Linked DNA regions of Homo sapiens: all the other regions are linked to region 3. Evidence: chromatin loops called from intact Hi-C (ENCODE). Cell type or tissue: heart left ventricle. All regions are shown on one strand. Links, peaks and the distances in the headings refer to the core of each region. The heading gives the core; the rest is flanking DNA.

What was found. Hi-C counts contacts between places; a loop is a spot of excess contacts. Peaks named below come from ENCODE experiments on the same cell type or tissue, not always from the same donor. Only the 100,000 strongest peaks of a DNase experiment are listed, where the experiment ranks them.
Region 1: it touches region 3 in a loop (9-fold over the local background); 60 of 110 quality-filtered maps call a loop at or near these places.
Region 2: a loop joins it to region 3, with 2.5 times the contacts of the local background. A loop is called at or near these places in 11 of 110 quality-filtered maps.

What each region holds. Positions count from the first base shown.
Region 1 is chr12:93,764,022-93,770,072 of GRCh38, reverse strand. The region is part of intron 2 of CRADD (CARD and death domain containing adaptor protein); the gene reads right to left. Among named protein-coding and RNA genes, the nearest start is that of CRADD-AS1, 29 kb to the right of the region's middle. In heart left ventricle, for the core only: a CTCF peak has its summit at 2,680; no DNase peak of the experiment used is centred there; H3K27ac peaks cover 2,388 bases.
Region 2 is chr12:93,680,401-93,686,451 of GRCh38, reverse strand. The region is part of intron 2 of CRADD (CARD and death domain containing adaptor protein); the gene reads right to left. Among named protein-coding and RNA genes, the nearest start is that of CRADD, 6.1 kb to the right of the region's middle. In heart left ventricle, for the core only: no CTCF peak of the experiment used is centred there; a DNase peak (open chromatin) is centred at 3,331; H3K4me3 peaks cover 429 bases; H3K27ac peaks cover 4,000 bases.
Region 3 is chr12:93,975,995-93,982,045 of GRCh38, reverse strand. The region is part of intron 2 of LOC105369912 (a long non-coding RNA gene); the gene reads left to right. Among named protein-coding and RNA genes, the nearest start is that of PLXNC1, 170 kb to the left of the region's middle. RefSeq lists a silencer at 2,519-2,813. In heart left ventricle, for the core only: a CTCF peak has its summit at 2,652 (motif pointing right); no DNase peak of the experiment used is centred there.

The DNA.
Region 1 (6,051 bases), core at 1,164-5,163, 210 kb after region 3:
GACCTTCGGCATAAGTGAAGATTCTTGAACAAGCCTCAAAAAGTACTAACAACAAAGAGAAAGATTGGTAAGTTGGACAACATTAAAATTGGGAAGCTCCATTAACCCTACTAAGAGAGCAATAAAGGCAAGCCACAGAGTGGAAGAAGACATTGCTGACACATATAACCAACAAAGGAACTTACATCTAGAATATATAAGTACAAATAAATGAGAAAATGTCTGACAGTTCTATGGAAAAGTAGGCAAGAGACAAATACTAAACAAATACTTCAACATGCCCACCCAAAAGACATCCAAATGGTCAATAAACATATGAAAATGTGCTCATTAGCCAACAGGAAAATGCAAATTAAAATCACAAGAGACTATAACAAGCCTACCAGTTTGGATAAAACCAGTTAAGACAGACCAAACCAAGTGTTGCCAAAGATAAGGAACAACAGTAACTCACATAAATTGATGATGGGATTGTAGATTTGTGCAACCACTTTCACAGTATTCCCTAAAGCTGAACATACACATATCCTATCACCTGCCAATTCCATTCCTAAGGCATATAAACAAATGAACAACTTTAAAACTGCACACGTATGCCAAAAGACATGTACAAGAATGTTCATAGCAACATTTTTCATAATAGCCCGCAACTGGAAACAACCCCAATGGCCATCAACAATAGAATGGTGGGCCAAGAGTGGTGGCTCATGCCTTTAATCTCAGCATTTTGGGAGGGCGGGGCGAGTGGATCACTTGAGCCCAGAAGTTCGAAACTAGCCTGGGCAACGTGGAGAAACCCCACCTCTACAAAAAATGCAAAAATAATAGCCAGGCATGGTGACGCATACCTGTAGTCCCAGCTACTCAGGCGGCTAACTTGGGGGAGGATCACTTGAACCTGGGAGGTGGGATTGCAGTGAGCTGAGATTGTGCCACTGCACTCCAGCTTTGGCAACAGAGTAAGACCCTGTCTCCAAAAAAAAAAATAAATAAAGTATATAACAAAAACAACAGAATGAGTAAATATTATGGTATCTTCTTTCACATGAAATAATAAACTGCAATGAGAATGAATAAACAAATAATACATGTGAAAAACATGGATGAATCTCACAAACAAATATTGAGTAAAGTAAGTAAAAAAATCAAAAACTACAGACATTTCATTTACGTAAAGTTCCAAAACAAACATTATAATGTTAGATTCAAAGTAGCTATTATCTCTGGTGGGGAGGAGGAGGCCATGGGAGGCTTCTGGGGGTACTGGGAATATTGTTGCTTGACCTAAGTAGAGGGCAGTAAATGGATGTGTTCACTTTGTGATCATAAACTGAGTTGTACACTTAGGATCTGTGTACTTTTCTGCATGTACGTTATATTGCCAGAAAATGTTTTAATCCATATTTATTGGCTTGAAAACATGTTCATGATATATTACATGAAAAAAGCTGCTTAGCAAATTATGTTATTCTTTTTTGAGATATATAGAGTAGAAGCATTCTTATCTAACACATTTAGGATCAGAAGTTAATTGCTTAATTTCAAAAGCTAGTGAAAGTGAGGATTCATAAAAAAAAAAAAACCACCTGCTGCCTAAAACATTTTATTTTAACTTTAACACTGAGGACTTGAGTATTTGCTGGCTAGAATTCCACATAATCTTTCCTGCATAAATCATATCCATAATCCATCTTCTTCTCTATTTTCAGTTTCAATTTCTTTAACATGAAACAAAAATTTAAATACACTTGTGAAGCAATATGAATGTTGAATCCTTTGTGACTTTTAACATTTATTTTCAAATCTTTCAGTTGTTCCACCTACTCTGAATTCTAGAGCAATTGTTTTAGAGATTTGTTTTTATCACATTTTGCTAAAGCATTCAACCTAATTTTAGTGGCAACAACTCTATTTTTATACTCATATTTCATTGGTTTACGTAATATCTAATTAGATTACAGAATTACAGTAAGTTCGATTGGCATAAACAGTACTAAGAAAAAAACAAATGGCTCTTAGTGAGCACACAACTTTGGTTCTAAGAAGGAGAAATTTATTAGCAGAATGCATTAAGCCTTAAGAGTGTTTCCAATGTATATACTTAATTCTTTGCAAAAGAAACAAGGAAAGATATACTCCAAAATGTCAATACTGGTTTATCTTAATTGAAGGAGTTTTTGGTGGTGTTGAATTGAATTTGCTTGTGTGTATTTCTTCAGAAGACTTGTATTGATTGCATTTAAAATACATCTTTTCAGGTCATAAGAAGCTTACAGCATTCTGTGGTATACTGCTGAAGAGTGGTGGTGGTTGGAGGAAGCAGATGGCATGAACCCTGCCTTCCTCTAAGAGGGTGTGAAATGTGATGATTCAGGCTTTTAAATTAAATGCATAAAGATTCAAACCCCAGCTCTGCCATTTACTAGGTGTACATCCTTGGGTGTGTCTCTCCTCTAAAACTTAGGTTTCTCATCTGTAAAATGGGGATAATGCCACCTACTGCAAACAGTTGCTGTGAAAATTAATGTGATAATTTAGGATCCAAAGCCCTAAACACAGGACCTGACACACAATAAACCTCAATGAATGTTAGCTTAAAAAACGACAAGAGTATCTAATAGAGGACACAGAATAAATGTATACATGATATAACCAAATAAATGCAAAGCATCACAGCACAGCCTACTGGCAACTGAGGAAACACAAAGTGAAACAAGGGACCTGAGAGAAACGAGGCCAACCAGGGAAGGCGTTTATCCAATAGAAGAAGTGGCTCCAATTAAGGCTTAAAGGAAGTGAAGAATAGAAATGAACAGTTTAATATTTCAACCAATCTCTGGAAGGAGGAGGATACGAACAAATCATAAATAAATTTGTTAATATCACTTGCACATGGCTGGAGCTTGGAACATGCAGAAAAACATGCAGAAACCAGATCCTTTGTGAATGTGAGATTTATTATTTTAGAAAGCACAGGCAATGGGCTTTTTCCCTAGAACCAGACAGAAAGGACAAGGCCCGAGGGTCTGGTTGGGTACATGTGAGAGGGAGAACATCCTGGAAATGTGTCCACACCCACTTGAGTATCTGTTTCTTGAAACCACGAGTCCTTGGCACACACATTTCTATTCTAAGTTAGGCCAGCTATCTCTTGAGAGTCCCTATAGGAAAGTTTCATTCCTTTAATCAACACATCTTCTTCTACAGTGTTCTGGGCACTGTTCTAGGCACTAGGAATAGAAGGTTGAATAAACAAGCTCAGTGCCCTCAAGGAGCTTACATTCCAAATAGAAAGTCTGACTCTTTATCTTCCAGCAAAGGATGGTTGATGCCATTAATACTAAAACCATCTGTCTTCTGAAATGGGTGCAGTGCTCAAGAAAGAGAAGCAATCGACCAATCACGAGGACCAGTTTCACCTTGAAGTTAATTTTAACCTCTACTGAAGGTCAAATGAAAGCTAGAGAAAAGCATTAGGAGCACTGCCAATTCAGTAAAGGGACTGCAGGGCATAGCCAGAGAAAAATCCCAGTGTGGCCAGAGGAAGCTTGAAAAGTTCAAATCAGATAACACAGCTCAAAGGGCAACTCCAAAAAAGTACACTGTGACAGGTGACAATTGGAAGTCTATTAGCTTTTGTTTCAATCAGAAAAAGCAGTATCTTTAATTACTTTAAGTATTCCATTATTACATTCTCATCACTAAAGGACTGCACATTTTTGGCTAAATAAGGTGTAGTAAAAGACATTGCAATGGGGCAGGGAGGGCCAAAGAAGACACTGCATGGTGGCACAGCCTGTCTGCTAAGCTAAATCCCAGAATCTTAAGATTCACTAAGGAACGCTTGGGGAGAAAGAGTCTCAAAAATAACCAGAGACTTAGTAACTTGACTGGTGTAAGCTGTCAGAGGATGAACGATGACAAGTAGAACAGGCAGGCGTTTTGAGTTTTCCATATTTACCAGCTATATCTCAAAAATAAGATTTCTTGTAGAATGCTTTCCCTTCAAATATGAATAATTTAAAGAGCTAAACAAATGTTCCTCAGAAGGCAATAAACTACCTTTTTAAGGAATGTCAATTTCAATCACTTTCAAAATGCTTCTGTTAGCGGTTCTTAAATTATGCCTCCCAGGATTACTGGTTGGAGTTCCTCAATCTGGATCAAGGTATTCTGCTAAAATCATACATGACAGTCTTTTACTAATTCACAGAAAAAAAAAAACTTAATAAAACATTCTCAGCTTTAGTATTTTTCCCTTAGTTTTTTTCTAAAACCTGTGGCACTAACTAATGCCTTTCCAAAGAATGCTAACAGAAGACATGAGAACAAAGAACAAATAAATTTTACTAGGAAAAAAAAATGAGAAATAGCCTATCGTGCTCAGTCTAGCATCTTGTTACCATCCACAGGTGTGACTGGAGTTGTGCTTTTAATATTGCAAACTCTAACTCAATCCTAGGAGGGCGCACCCAGGAGCCGGTTCATGCCCTCTCACCCTCAATAAAGAGGCTTACCTTCTCCCCACACAGCTGCATTGTGGATACCATTGTAATGCATGGGGAATATTACTGATTATTGGGAAAAATTACAGCTCCAGGAAACAGATGACCTCAGGTACACTTTGTGAATCTGTTTTGGCACCTATAAAATGCTTACTTCACAGAGAGCTGCGTGGATCCCGCACTCTAAAGAGCAGTGTAAACTGCCAAGTGCTATGCAAATGTACACCATCATCATTATTATTATTACTATTAATATGATTTACTAAAACTTCCTTGTAAAAACAAAAAACCAGTAACTCCCCCTTGACCTCTCTCTGAATAACTCTTCCAAAAGCCCTTTACTCTCTGAGCTGCAGGCAACTCGTGATAAAATAATGTTTCTCTGCAGGCATAACAAATGCATCAATCTATTCATTAATAATGTCAAAAATATTGAGTCTTTTTTGCTCTCTGGAATGGACCTAGACTACATGTTACGTTTCTGATGTATAACCATGCTCAAGATTTTAAATTTCCATTCAGCCATATCTCAACCACTTTCCTAATAAGAAAAAAAAAAAATTCAGAGTTTCTGAATTGGAGAAATTTAATTATCTCGAGTTCATTCCTCCATGGGATTTTTTTCCCCAAATAATTCAAAACTGGATAGATGCCTTTCATTTATATAAAGAGGATACAGAGGTATTTATCCTCTTTACCACACTCATAGAAAGTTAAGTCCTATAATTCCTCCTTACAGAAAAATGTATCACAAAAAAAAATTAGGAGAGAAAAAATGAATTTTTATATATTTCTATGAAAGTAATTCCACTCCCTGTAGACAAAAAAAAAAAACCAAAAATATGATTACTAAATACCACAAAGCGTTCCACAATTTGGAAGAAAACTGTCATAAGGATACCACCATCTCTTCCCTAGCAGGAAGGTCAATTTCCAGAGCAATTGAGACTCTTAAACCCTCCCCCACCCATGAAACATGTAAAAGAAAGAAAAACCTAGAAAGAGCATGAAGAAATGTATCTGAAACTTCGAGATGACTTTATTGTATTAAAATCTATCAATAAGAGGACTAAGAAATCATCCTCTGTATACCCTTTGTCAACCAAAAAGCGCCACCAACCAACCAGCTGCACAAACAAGAAATGTTGAAGTTACCCTAAAGTCCTCCTTCTCTCTCATCTCCCACATCAAGCCCTGTTCTCTTGTATCCCTAAACATTTCTAGAATTCTCCCCCTTCCCTCCAGCAACTCTGCCATGGCCACCTCTCACCAGGGTTAGTGCGATAGCCTCCAAACAGGTCTCCCTGCCCCTAGTCTTGTCACTTCCAATTCACTGCTCACAGAGCAGCCAGAGTGATCGTTCTTAAGCAAAAAAAAAAAAAAAAAAGTTGATCATGTCTGATCCCCTGATTAAAATAACTGCCCAGGAAAAACATCCTAAAACCATAATGTGATTTACAAGACCTTTGAAAATGTAAGCCGTGCTAATGGCTCCAGCATCATCTTGGGACCCTGGCTGGCTCTTCACATTCTGTCTGCCCACCAG
Region 2 (6,051 bases), core at 1,164-5,163, 300 kb after region 3:
TGCTTTAACTATGCCAGCCAGGTGATGGCTCCTCCCCCAAATGCCTGTCTTTCTTTTTAAATTAAAAAAATATATGATGAAAAGCAACTTTTGGCCACATCCTCACACCATTATTATTTTCTTTTCTTTTTTTTTTTTTTTTTTTTTGGGGGGGATGGAGTCTCACTCTGTTGCCCAGGCTGGAGTGCAGTGGCACAATCTCGGCTCACTGCAACCTCCACCTCCTGAGTTCAAGCAATTCTCCTGCCTCAGCCTCCTGACTAGCTAGGATTACAGGTGCCTGCCACCACACCCGGTTAATTTTTTGTATTTTTAGTAAAAATGGGGTTTCACCATGTTGGCCAGGCTGGTCTCAAACTCCTGACCTCAAGTGATTCACCCGCCTCAGCCTCCCAAAGTGTAGGGATTACAGGCATGAGCCACTACACCCAACCATTATTTCCGTTGGTTTTGTTTTTTAGACGAAGTTTCGCTCTTGTCCCCCAGGCTGGAGTGCAATGGCGCGATCTCAGCTCACTACAACCTCCACCTGCCAGGTTCAAGCGATTCTCCTGCCTCAGCCTCCCAAGTAGCTGGGATTCCAGGCGCCTGCCACCACGCCTGGCTAATTTTTGTATTTTAAGTAGAGATGGGGGTTTCACCATGTTGGCCAGGCTGGTCTCAAACTCCTGACCTCAGGTGATCTGCCCGCCTCGGCCTCCCAAAATGCTGGGATCACAGGAGTGAGCCACTGTGCCTGGCCTATTTTTTTATAGTCTCCTTTATGTTGACACATTTCTACTTAAATGTAAGTAATGGTTTTTTCCTAAATAATTTGGTATACTTTCAATCTTATTTCCTATTCAATATTCCTATGAACATTTTTCTTTTTATTTTTGGTTGATACATAAAAATTGTATATATTTATGGGATACAGGGTAACATTTCAATACATGCATACAATGTGTAATGATCAAATAAGGGCAATCAGTATATCCATCATGTCAAACATTTATTCTTTCTTTGTGCTGGGAATATTCAAAATCCTCTCTTCTAGCATTTTGAAAACACATAATAAATTCCTGTTAACCATATTCACCCTACAGTGCTAGGACATTAGAACTTATTCCACCCATCTAGCTGTAATTTTGTATCCATTAACCAACCTCCCCATCCCTGCCTCCCTCATACCCTTCCCAGTCCCTAATAACCACAATTCTAGTCTCTAAAAGTCATGTATTTTTAAAAGGAACTTCGTAAATAGAAAAGTTTTGCTTGCCATAAATGGAAGGAACCCATTAAGTTGACACAAAAAAAGCAATACAACTAGATTCTAGCTAAATACTGTTGCCCACAGAAGGCTTTAAGCATGAGGACCTCCTATCATTCTTACCGAACTGAAACAGAAATAGAAAGGAAATAACTTTCTCATCATGTAATTCAATATTACTTAATCCCACATCCACGTATCAACTAAAGTCATGCTACGAGCCACACAAGATCACGGCTGCACACACATCTCACATGTTGAGAGCAAAACAAAAGGTAGCCACTGAGCCTCTGCTGATGTGGAATGTGATTCATCCCAGGGAGGAAGGTGTCTTATTAGCCACATTGTCACCTGTGGCTCCCACTTGACTTCCTGTGTATTTGTGGTCCCCTCTATCTGAAAGCTCTCCTCCCTGTATCAACTCTGCAGCCAAACTCAGTTCTCTGCTCAGTGTCCCCTCATCAGAGAGGCTTTCCCTGACCACCCCCACCACCACACATACCGCTTCTCTTCATAGCGCTCTTCACCACCAAATGTTATTTATTCATTTGCTTATTATCTGTCCCTGCCCTTATCCCCTCCCTCTACTAGAATACATTGAACTCCATGAAAATAAGGGCTTTGTTTTGTTTACTGTTATATCTCCAGCACCTACTGTCTTGCACAGGGGTCCCCAACTCCCATACCGGTCCGTGGCCTATTAGGAACCGGATCGCAGAGCAGGAGGTAAGTGGCAGGCAAGCGAGGATTACCACCTGAGCTCCTCCTCCTATTGGATCAGCAGTGGCATTAGACTCTCATAGGAGCATGAACCTATTGTGAACTGCACATGCCAGAGATCGAGGTCGCGCACTCCTTATGAGAATCTAATGCCTGGTAATAATCTAAGGTGGAACAGTTTCATCCCGAAACCATCATTCCCCCCAACTCTCCCGTTGGTTGAAAAATTGTCTTCCACAAAACCAGTCTCTGACGCCAAAAAGGCTGGGGACCTCTGGTTTAGCACATGGTCAAGACTCAGCAAATATTTGCTGGATGAACGCATGAATGCCCTCAACTGATCTGGAGATCCTCCATTTGTCTTTATATACCCAGTACCTGGCATTCAGTAGGTCCTTAGGAAGTATATGAAAATCGGGCTGGGTATACACAGAAACCTGGGCCCTCTGCAGACTCTCCCTTTACCGAGGGAAGGGTCTTGCTATGGATACTGACCCACTGTTCTCACTCTAGCACACAGGACGCCACTAGGCAAACACTACTCAGTCACAGTGGAAGCACATGGATAGACTGCAAGCTAGATACACTGAGACCAACACTGAACTTACATGCAGAGCAAGGTCAATTACGTGGTATGATTGGAGGAACCTATGAAAAGAATCCCAAGCTAGAAACCTCTCTAATAAACCCATCACAATATCTAAAATATCTGCCATTAAGAGCTCAGTGACTTTAGATGCATCCAAGTATGCAACTCAGAGCTAGAATGTATCTCAGGAGGGCGGCAGGTGTGGTTCTGTGTTGTCACTCAAGGCTGGCGCCACAAGGGGCAGGCAGAGCCCTTGAGCCCACAGGTAGAGGGGAAATGGACTAGCCAGTCCTGCGCACTGCTGTTGTAAGAGCAGCCAGGGAGTCCAGGGCACAGAGTCTATGGGGAGGACAAGATCAAGCCCAGAGAAGGTTGAAGCAAGTGTCAGCTTAGGGACAGCCATTCCAACAGGCTCAAGAGTTGAGACATCCAATGCTGATGCCGGAGGCACCGAGCTGTGTTCCCAGAGCTCTGTTCTTCACTCTCGCCATGGCTAAGAATACATAAAGCATGAATCAAACCAACGGAGGAGAGAAAAACAAAAACACTCCCAAGCTTAAAGGAAGACTGGGGCAAAAGGCAGAGAATCATGGCAGACACCCAGACCCACAGCCAGGGCCAACACAGTGGAACAGGGAGGGGGTCCTGTGGCCCAGGAGTCACTCCCACCGTGATTTACGCTGAGTCCCACCAGATGGGGAGGCTGGGCTGCCATCAACCTCCTTTCCAGATCCAGATTAGCTCAGGCACTGGAGGGAGCCTGTCAGTGCCGACAGGCCCCATGAGCAGTGAGAAGCCAGGCAGGCAGGCACAGGCTGCCTTCACCCAGACACGGCACTGTCCCTATCTCCTAAATGACCTGACAGGAGCCCAGAGAGGATTTCCAGCTGATCTAATGTCTAGTATGTGACCTTGGCCAGAGAGACAAACCATGAAGTGTTCTCTCCACGGTGCCAAGGTGGATTAAGTCATTTTATCACCAGAATTCCTCTTTTAAAAGGTAAGAGTCCTTACAGGGTGAGAAAAACACAAAACCAATGATCCATTAACAACTTTAACAACTTAAACCTTTTTTTTTTTCCTAACAGAGATTGGGAGACTAGTCACAGAGGCAGATTCTGAGAGAATCAAAAGGTTTAGGGTGTTTTTGTATGTTTTGAGATTTGATGGGGGTGGCGTTCAGAAGAGTAGAGAAGAACAAGATACAGCTCAATTCTCTAAACAAATTACATCCAGCACATAAGTAAAAAGCAACTAACCAGGAACAATCACCAAAATAAAGCCTCTGAGACAGCTCAAAATTTACAAGTGAAACAACGAAAATTAAAACAACAAACCAATAAAGGGGAAACCAAGCATCTCTGGGAAGACCAACACAAGAAAACCTTAATAAGATAAAATCAGTTCATTCTTAGAGAAGGATCAACGTCTTGGCTAAAAAAGAAGGCCATTCCTTCCCATTTGTTCTCAAGGCCTCCCAAGAGACTACTGAATCCATACAAATTAATTAATAAGTATGATCAAAATGAGGAAAAGGTAGGAAGAGTTTAATGTGTACATACATTAAGAGGTTAATGTGTACACACATTCTCCTATAGTCTAGATCCTCAAAACTCAAAGATATCTTTACAAAAATTTAAGTGGACTATTTTAAATCTTACTAAAATTACTCAATTACAACACTGGAGAAGCACCGAGGTCTTAGGCAGTAGGTTCTGGATTTCTTTTTTATAGGGACGTTAAATTGAAGGGATTTCAACTCTGATACTCTTCCCAGGATTTACAAAATAACAAAACCTAGGTTTCCAATTCAGTAAATCCCAATTTAATTTTAGAATTAAAATATTGCCACCAATTAAATTACTTTAAACATGTAAAAAATATTTTAAGTTCTGAAACAAGAGAAGGTGTTAACTATCAAGTTTAAATGCATAATTTCTTCCATTACTTCCACCCTTTCCTTCCCACACACACAAAAAACATATATATCTCTCTCTATATACATATATACATATACACACACACACACCTCTAGAACTTACGGTATACAGGATTTTCAAAAACATATGAAGATTTTAAAAGTGATTTTTAGGAGATAGGAAACTATAAAGTGAAGAAGTGAATGAATGATAAACCCCCAATTCAGGGCTTTTCACTGCGTGGGGGTTGGGAATGAGACAAGATTGGGAAGGAGTGCCCGGGGTTTTTAAAGGCAATCGTAATATTATTTTTCTTAAACTGAGTGATGAGGAGACGGGTGTTCGCTGTACCATTATTCTCCATATCTTACTTATATTTTGTAATATTATTTAAAATAGTCAATATTTAATAAATACAAGTCTTTTTTAAAAGAGTTTATGTGATTGTCACCGTGGAAGGTATTCAAAGACATATATAAATCAAACCCTCACTTCAGAATGTTTTTTTCAATAGCAGTGTTACTCAGTAAAAAGTAAAACAATTAAGATGACTGTACGAATTTGTTCCAGAGCCAACCTTCTACAGAATTAACAAATCTTGAGAAAAACCTTATTTTTCTAAACTTCTACACAGATATGCTCAATTTTTTTCCCATTATGTACTGCTTCATTCTGTTTGCTTTTTTAAAAAGCTATTTTTCCTCAGCTTCTCTGTAACTCTCATCATTTTGTAAAAAATGCCTTAATTCTTTCTAACTCTCTGAATGAATCTGAAGAAATAATGGGGTTATGGCCGAGCATGGTGGCTCACGCCTGTAATCCCAGCACTTTGGGAGGCCGAGGTGGGCGGATCACCTGAGGTCGGGAGTTTAAGACCAGCCTGACCAACATGGAGAAACCCCATCTCTACTAAAAATACAAAATTAGCCGAGCATGGTGGCACATGCCTGTAATCCCAGCTACTCGGGAGGCTGAGGCAGAAGAATTGCTTAAACCCGGGAGGCAGAGGTTGCAGAGAGCCGAGATCGCGCCATTGCACTCCAGCCTGGGCAACAAGAGTGAAACTCCGTCTCAAAAAAAAAAAAATGGTATTATACCTCTACGAATGACATACAACAGCATGATCTGTATCACCCAAAATGACCATAAAATTAAATTCAGTATTTTGATAGTGAAAGGCTTTCAGTTCACCTGTTTTGTTGTTTCCAACTATATGATGCCAGCAGAAACCTCTAAGTCAAATATCAGGAAAACACCAATAATTTTTTAACATTTCTCCAACTCTATGTTATCTATTCTGCTTTCAATAAAGTCATAAAAACATCTAGATACATTTTGTTCAGACATGTGGAGTATTTAATTTTGTAAGGACAATCCAAGCAGTGAATTCCAGTGGTCCTCAAAAGCCAGCTATGTCTAATATTTCAAAAAGCCTAAAGATACATTTAACTGTAACGAGCCCAGACTAGGAATGAAAATACTTTTGCTTTTTCCACTGGGATCTTACCAGGTCTTCCTAAAGTTAGCTGGCTATGTCATGCTGATCAGGTATTCAGACATATGTCAAAATATGA
Region 3 (6,051 bases), core at 864-4,863:
AGAGATAGAGCACTGTCAAAAGCCTAACTTTTGGAAAAAATTTTATAGGCTAAGGGTGATAAACAAGATCTATCTTCCATGCCAATTCTAATCGGTTGGTAGTGCCAACTGTGGGAAAGGATTCTAAAGCTTCATCTGCATTGAGCTGGAAAGAGTATCTTGATCAATTAGTGAAATGACCTTGAGCAAGGCAACATGCATTTGCTTATTGCTACCACTGCTGTGACAAATGGCCCACCCTTTAGAAATTTTTAAGTAGGAGAGTTTTTAAAAATGAGATCATTATTTTAAGGAGATTAATTTGTCTCTGCACAGGATGATTGAGAGGAGGACAAGATGTTTCCAGAGACACAAGTTAAAAGGCTCTTATTGTCTTGTTAAATGACAAAATGGCTAAACACAGCACCCAAAAGATGGGGAAAAAGATGACATAAGCTAGAGGAGCACTGTTCTCTGGGGAGTGAGGCTGAACTAATGTCAGTAGGAATTAGCTGGACCTGGGAAGGATGTCGCAGTGGCAGAAGCAGTGATTTCTTATACCTCCTGACAGGGGGCTAAGAAGGAAGAATGTTGGTTCCCCATCCCCAGTCCAATGCCAAATAGGCATCGGTATTGAGAGCAGCAGAAAACTATGTCCCATGCCACTTGCCAGAGGGGAGAGCTATCCTCTATCCTTTCCTGCTAAGCCCCCAGCAGGTGGAAGATGACCAGTGTGGACTCTGGGTTGGGGCTGGCAAAACCAAAGACTGATGAGTGTCTGTATCTGGATGTCGATCATTGTGAATATAGGAAGAAACGGATGGATAAAAATATTTTAGGAGGTAAAATAGAATTGATTAAAAGAATAAAATAAATAGGATTTTGTGAGTAACTAAAAAAGAATTAGGAAAAGTAGAAGTGACTCTACAGTTTCAGATATGGGAAAATGCGGAATGTAAGAGATTTACAGAGGAAGTTGAAGTGTGGCAGAGACTGCTAATTTTCTTTAATATCTGTCTTCTCTTTTCCCATAGAACCAGAACTGCAGACTTTTAGCTGAGCATATTACTTCTCAGAATAAAGATTGCATTTCCAGTCTTCCTTTCGGCTCAGTGCCTGTGTGTAAGTTCTTGCCTATAGGATATAAATAGAAGCAACATATGCAAGTTCAGGGTTGCGCCTTCCTCCTCCCTTTTTCCCCTTTCCACTGCCAAGGAGGCTTATGAAATGATGCTGCTGAGCCATCTTGAACCATATGGGCAAAAGCAACTCTCTAGAGATGGAACAGCAAGATCAAAGGATCCTGGTCACTGATGCTGCCATAGGAGCCCAGGACTGCTTACACGTGGGCTGTTACAGAGGTGTGGGCATCAGAGAGATCCTCTCTCTGTGCCAATTCTCTATTATCACAAGTCTTAGTTACAGCCTCACCTATATCCTAATTTCTACCAGGAGTGACTTTTATAAGAAAGGTATTAAAAAATTACATTAGGGCCAGGTGCAGTGGCTCATGCCTATAATCCCAGCACTTTGGGAGGCCAAGGCGGGTGGATCATGAGGTCAAGAGATCGAGAGCATCCTGGCCAACATGGTGAAACCCCATCTCTACTAAAAATATAAAAATTAGCTTGGCATGGTGGCACACACCTGTAGTTCCAGCTACTCGGGAGGCTGAGGCAGGAGAATCACTTGAACCCAGGAGGCGGAGGTTGCAGTGAGCTGAGATTGCGCCACTGCACTCTAGCCTGGCGACAGAGCAAGACTCCGTCTCAGAAAAAAAAAAAAAAAAAGGCCAGGTGCGGTGGCTCACGCCTGTAATCCCAGCACTCTGGGAGGCCGAGGCGGATGGAGCACGCGGTCACGAGATCGAGACCAGCCTGACCAACATGGTGAAACCCGTCTCTACTAAAAATACAAAAATTAGCTGGGCGTGGTGGCACGTGCCTGTAATCCCAGCTACTCGGGAGGCTGAGGCAGGAGAATTGCTTGAACCCAGGAAGTGGAGGTTGCAGTGAGCTGAGATCGCACCACTGCACTCCAGCCTGACAGGAGAATTGCTTGAACCCGGGAAGTGGAGGTTGCAGTGAGCTGAGATCGCACCACTGCACTCCAGCCTGGTGACGGAGCGAGACTCCATCTCAAAAAAAAAAAAAAAAAAAAAAAAATTATGTTGCATCTTCACCTATAACCTAAATTCTACCAGAAGTGTCTTTTATAAGAAAGATGTTACAAAATTACATGCCAGGGCCAGGTGTGGTAGCACCCATTATGTTCCCAGCTACTCAGGAGGCTGAAGCAGGAGGATCTCTTGAGCCCAGAAGTTAGAGGCTGCAGTAAGCTATGATTACACCACTGCACTCCAGCCTGGGTGACAGAGTAAGACTCCATCTCTAAAATAAATAAATAAAAATTACATGCCAGGATAATCAGGCATTTTGCAATGAGATGATTGAACTGCTCTATGTAATCCTCTCAGTAATCAGAAAAATGGAGGGGATGCTGGAAAACTAGAGACAACCAAAAGTAAGGAAGAAGTTTTTTTTTTTTCCTTTTTTTTTAGAGAAAGCAGGTGGGTCCTGACAATGAGAGATTGGTAAGCATGGAGGTGACCTGAGCCAGGTCGTAGACCAGAAAGATTCATGAGCATTTGGAACAAGAGATGGCAACCAGCAGGAGGCAACATAAGCTCAGAAAGACCAAATACAATTTTTTGTTTTGATTGTGACTGCAGACAGGTAAATCAAGATATGTCTGTGCACATAACATATCTGAATTTCCACCAGGCATTTAACAAAGTCTTTCTGAATTTGTTTCTGGAGAAAATGGAGGAGTCTGTAGTAGATGATAGCCTTGTTGGATGGATGCGTGTGTAACTGAGTGGATCTGCATCCACATGGGAGGAAAGTACTGGTAAGACAAAGTGCCAAAGAGGCCCCGCACTCAATCTCCATTAATACAAGTCTAGAGTGCATGGCAAGGAGAGAATTGGACTGATATACCCACCCAGCTGGAATCTATGTCCCATTCATAGTGCCTTGAAAAGAGACATTGACAGATTGCTACTTATCCAGAAGAGGGCAATCGGGGTAAATTAGAAATTAAAGAACTGATAAAGAATGGAAGGTATTTAGCCTGAAGACCTGAAGCCTTGGGAGGAGGGCTGGATGATGGCGACAGTCTTCAAGTATCTTCAGAATTATTCCTTTAGAATGTTCTATGTGGTTCCATTGGCTGCATGTTTTCCCCAAGGCTATAATATGAGTCAGTGGCAGACTGGAATTGGAACTTGGGTTTCAGAAGTGCTGGTTCTTGCAACATAGTGTTCCACTCCAGGCCCCTCCTGATAACAGGCTACTTGAGCATGATGTTTTGTTTCTGGCTTTTGGGTGATTTATGTTTTTGTGTGAATGCATTTTAGGCTCTGTTCAGAAGGCAAAGAGGGTTGGAAGAAGCTGAAGGTTAGAGACACATGTTTCCCACCTCCCCACTTCCTCCTGGGTCTCCTCTTCTCTTTCCTCTTGTGCTCCCTTCTCACCCACCCCCTCCACCCACAATGAATCCCCAATTTCTCTCACTTCATTATCTCAGCATCGTATTAGAAGAAAGAGCCGGGCGCGGTGGCTCACGCCTGTAATCCCAGCACTTTGGGAGGCCAAGGTGGGCGGATCACCTGAGGTCAGGAATTCAAGACCAGCCGGGCCAACATGGAGAAACCCCATCTGTACTAAAAATAAAAAAATTAGCTGGGTGTGGTGGCACATGCCTGTAATCCCAGCCACTTGGGATGATGAGGTAGGAGAATTGCTTGAACCCAGGAAGTGAAGGTTGCTGTGAGCTGAGATCACGCCACTGCACTCCAGCCTGGGCAACAAGAGCAAAACTCTGTCTCAAAAAAAAAAAAAAAAAACAAAAAAGAAGAAGAAGAAATATAACTAAACTAATTAAGAGGTGGTTTGGTAGTGGGTAAAAGAGCTCTAAAGTCTAGATTTGGGGTCAGATAACCTTGGTTTATAGTCTCTCTCTCTCTCTCACCAACTAACTGGGTGAATTTGGACCCAGTATTTAGTTTCTCTGAGCTCCAGTTTCTTCAAATAAGGGGATTTAAAATTCCTTTCTGGTTCTACAATTCTATGATAAAATATCAATTCAAGTGAATTCACATTTTTCAAGGGAAAATCCCCAAGTCCGTACCTGCAAGACCCTCTGGTCACCAGAGGTTCATATGCTATCCTCTGCCATGCACAGAGCTCTCCAGCCTCTTCTCTTCTCATTGTCTGGGTCCTCTTCTCCCATCTCCATCTGTCTAAATGTCATCATCATCCTCCAAGTTCAATGTAGAGATCTTCTCTGAAGTCCAAGAGCACTTGCTGTCTACAGCTTGACTAGTTGGACAAGGCCATGTCTTTTGGAGCAGGAAATGAGTGAGTTTGCCACTGCACTATCAAGAATTTTTTTCTTAGTAAATATTGATTGATTGCTAACATGAAATAGTCAATCTGTAATGGCAGGATTAAGAATTCAGCAACATAGCCTAGTATAATAATTATTTGAGAAGCCAACATATCCCTACATCCTCCTCAATTATGTATATAAGATTAGCCTTGGCAGCCCTGTATCCAGGTACGTGTATCAGAGTGCTTTTAACATCCCCAGAACAGTGGGAGAGACTCAGCTCTGTTCACCAAATCACCATTCAGCTTAACATTCACTGAGCACCAGCTTGGTGTCAGGCACTGTGCTAAGTGCTTTACACAAATCATCCCACGTGACCCTCACAATCACTGCATGAGATAGTGAGTGTTATTGTCCCTGCTTTATAGATGAAGAAACAAAAGTTCAGAGGAGTTAAATAACTTGCCCAAGGTCACTAACTACCTTGAGTACTCAAAGCAGTTAGTGACCTTAGTTACTCATAGTAATTGAATATGATTAGTTACAGTAGTTGAAGGCAAGAACCAAATCCGGGCTGTCTGATGCTAGAAACTGAGTCTTACCTAAGGCACCAGACAGCTCCTTACAGTAGGCACACAGACTTCTCCCTCCTGTGGCCTGGAGTCCGGGAAGAGAAACGGGTTGGCAAATAGGTCGTCTGAATACCTCCAGATAGTGTAAGAGTAGGCACAAGATGGGCCAAGGGAAGGCTTGGCCAAGGTAGGCCAAGGGATAGTATAAGGGTAAGCACACAGCAGGGCCAAGGGAAGCCTCCTGAGAAGAACTGGTATCTATATGGAGTTTCCCAAAATGACCCAAGTAAGCCAGAAGAAGCAAGGTGTTCTCCAAGCAAAGGAAACAGCAGAAGCCAAGAAGCAACTGATAAGAGGGGAGAACATGGCTTGTTTATATCAATGCAAGCAGTTTAGCATGACTGCAGGACAGAGGGTAGGGAGAGGAGTAAGGCTGGGGCGGTAGACAGGGGTCATAGTAAAAATGGCCTCATATGCTCATGTAAGACATTTGGGCTTTGTGTGAGAGTAGTGGTGGCCACTGAAGGACTTTAAGCAGAAAAATGATATGATCGATTTCTGCATTAGAAAGATCATTAAGTTTGCTGTGTAGAAAAATGGATGTAGCAGCCACCTTCTTCCTTCCTAACAGAACTCCCAGCTTGTTTAGAAATCCCCCTCTTCTGGGTGGCCAAATGCATTAGGGGGGTTTCCTTGAGGGCTTCTAGAAAGGTTTCCTCCTGTATAAGTGAAGCACACAAGAAGAGATGGACTTTTCTACCTCTGGACTTTGTAGAGACCGGATATGACACCAGGAATGGATGTGGTTATCAATCTACCAGCCTGATGAAGTTACCACATGGGTGAGTTTAAGGTTAAGAGGTGCAGAAAGAAGTAGGGCCAGAGCCTTGGTGGGCTGTTCTGGAGCCTGCCCCTACGAGGAACCTGTGGTTATGTGCAACAGCAAGCCAATTTTAGTCACAGTTTTCTCATAGCCAACAGCATCCTGACTGACATTTCAGTCAGGCCAGAGGCAGGGGGACTGGTGAGGCAGCCATTGTGGTAATCCAAGCAAATAGGATGGTGAATTGGCCTCAGGCAGTGGCCATGGGAATGAAGAGGAGTAGGC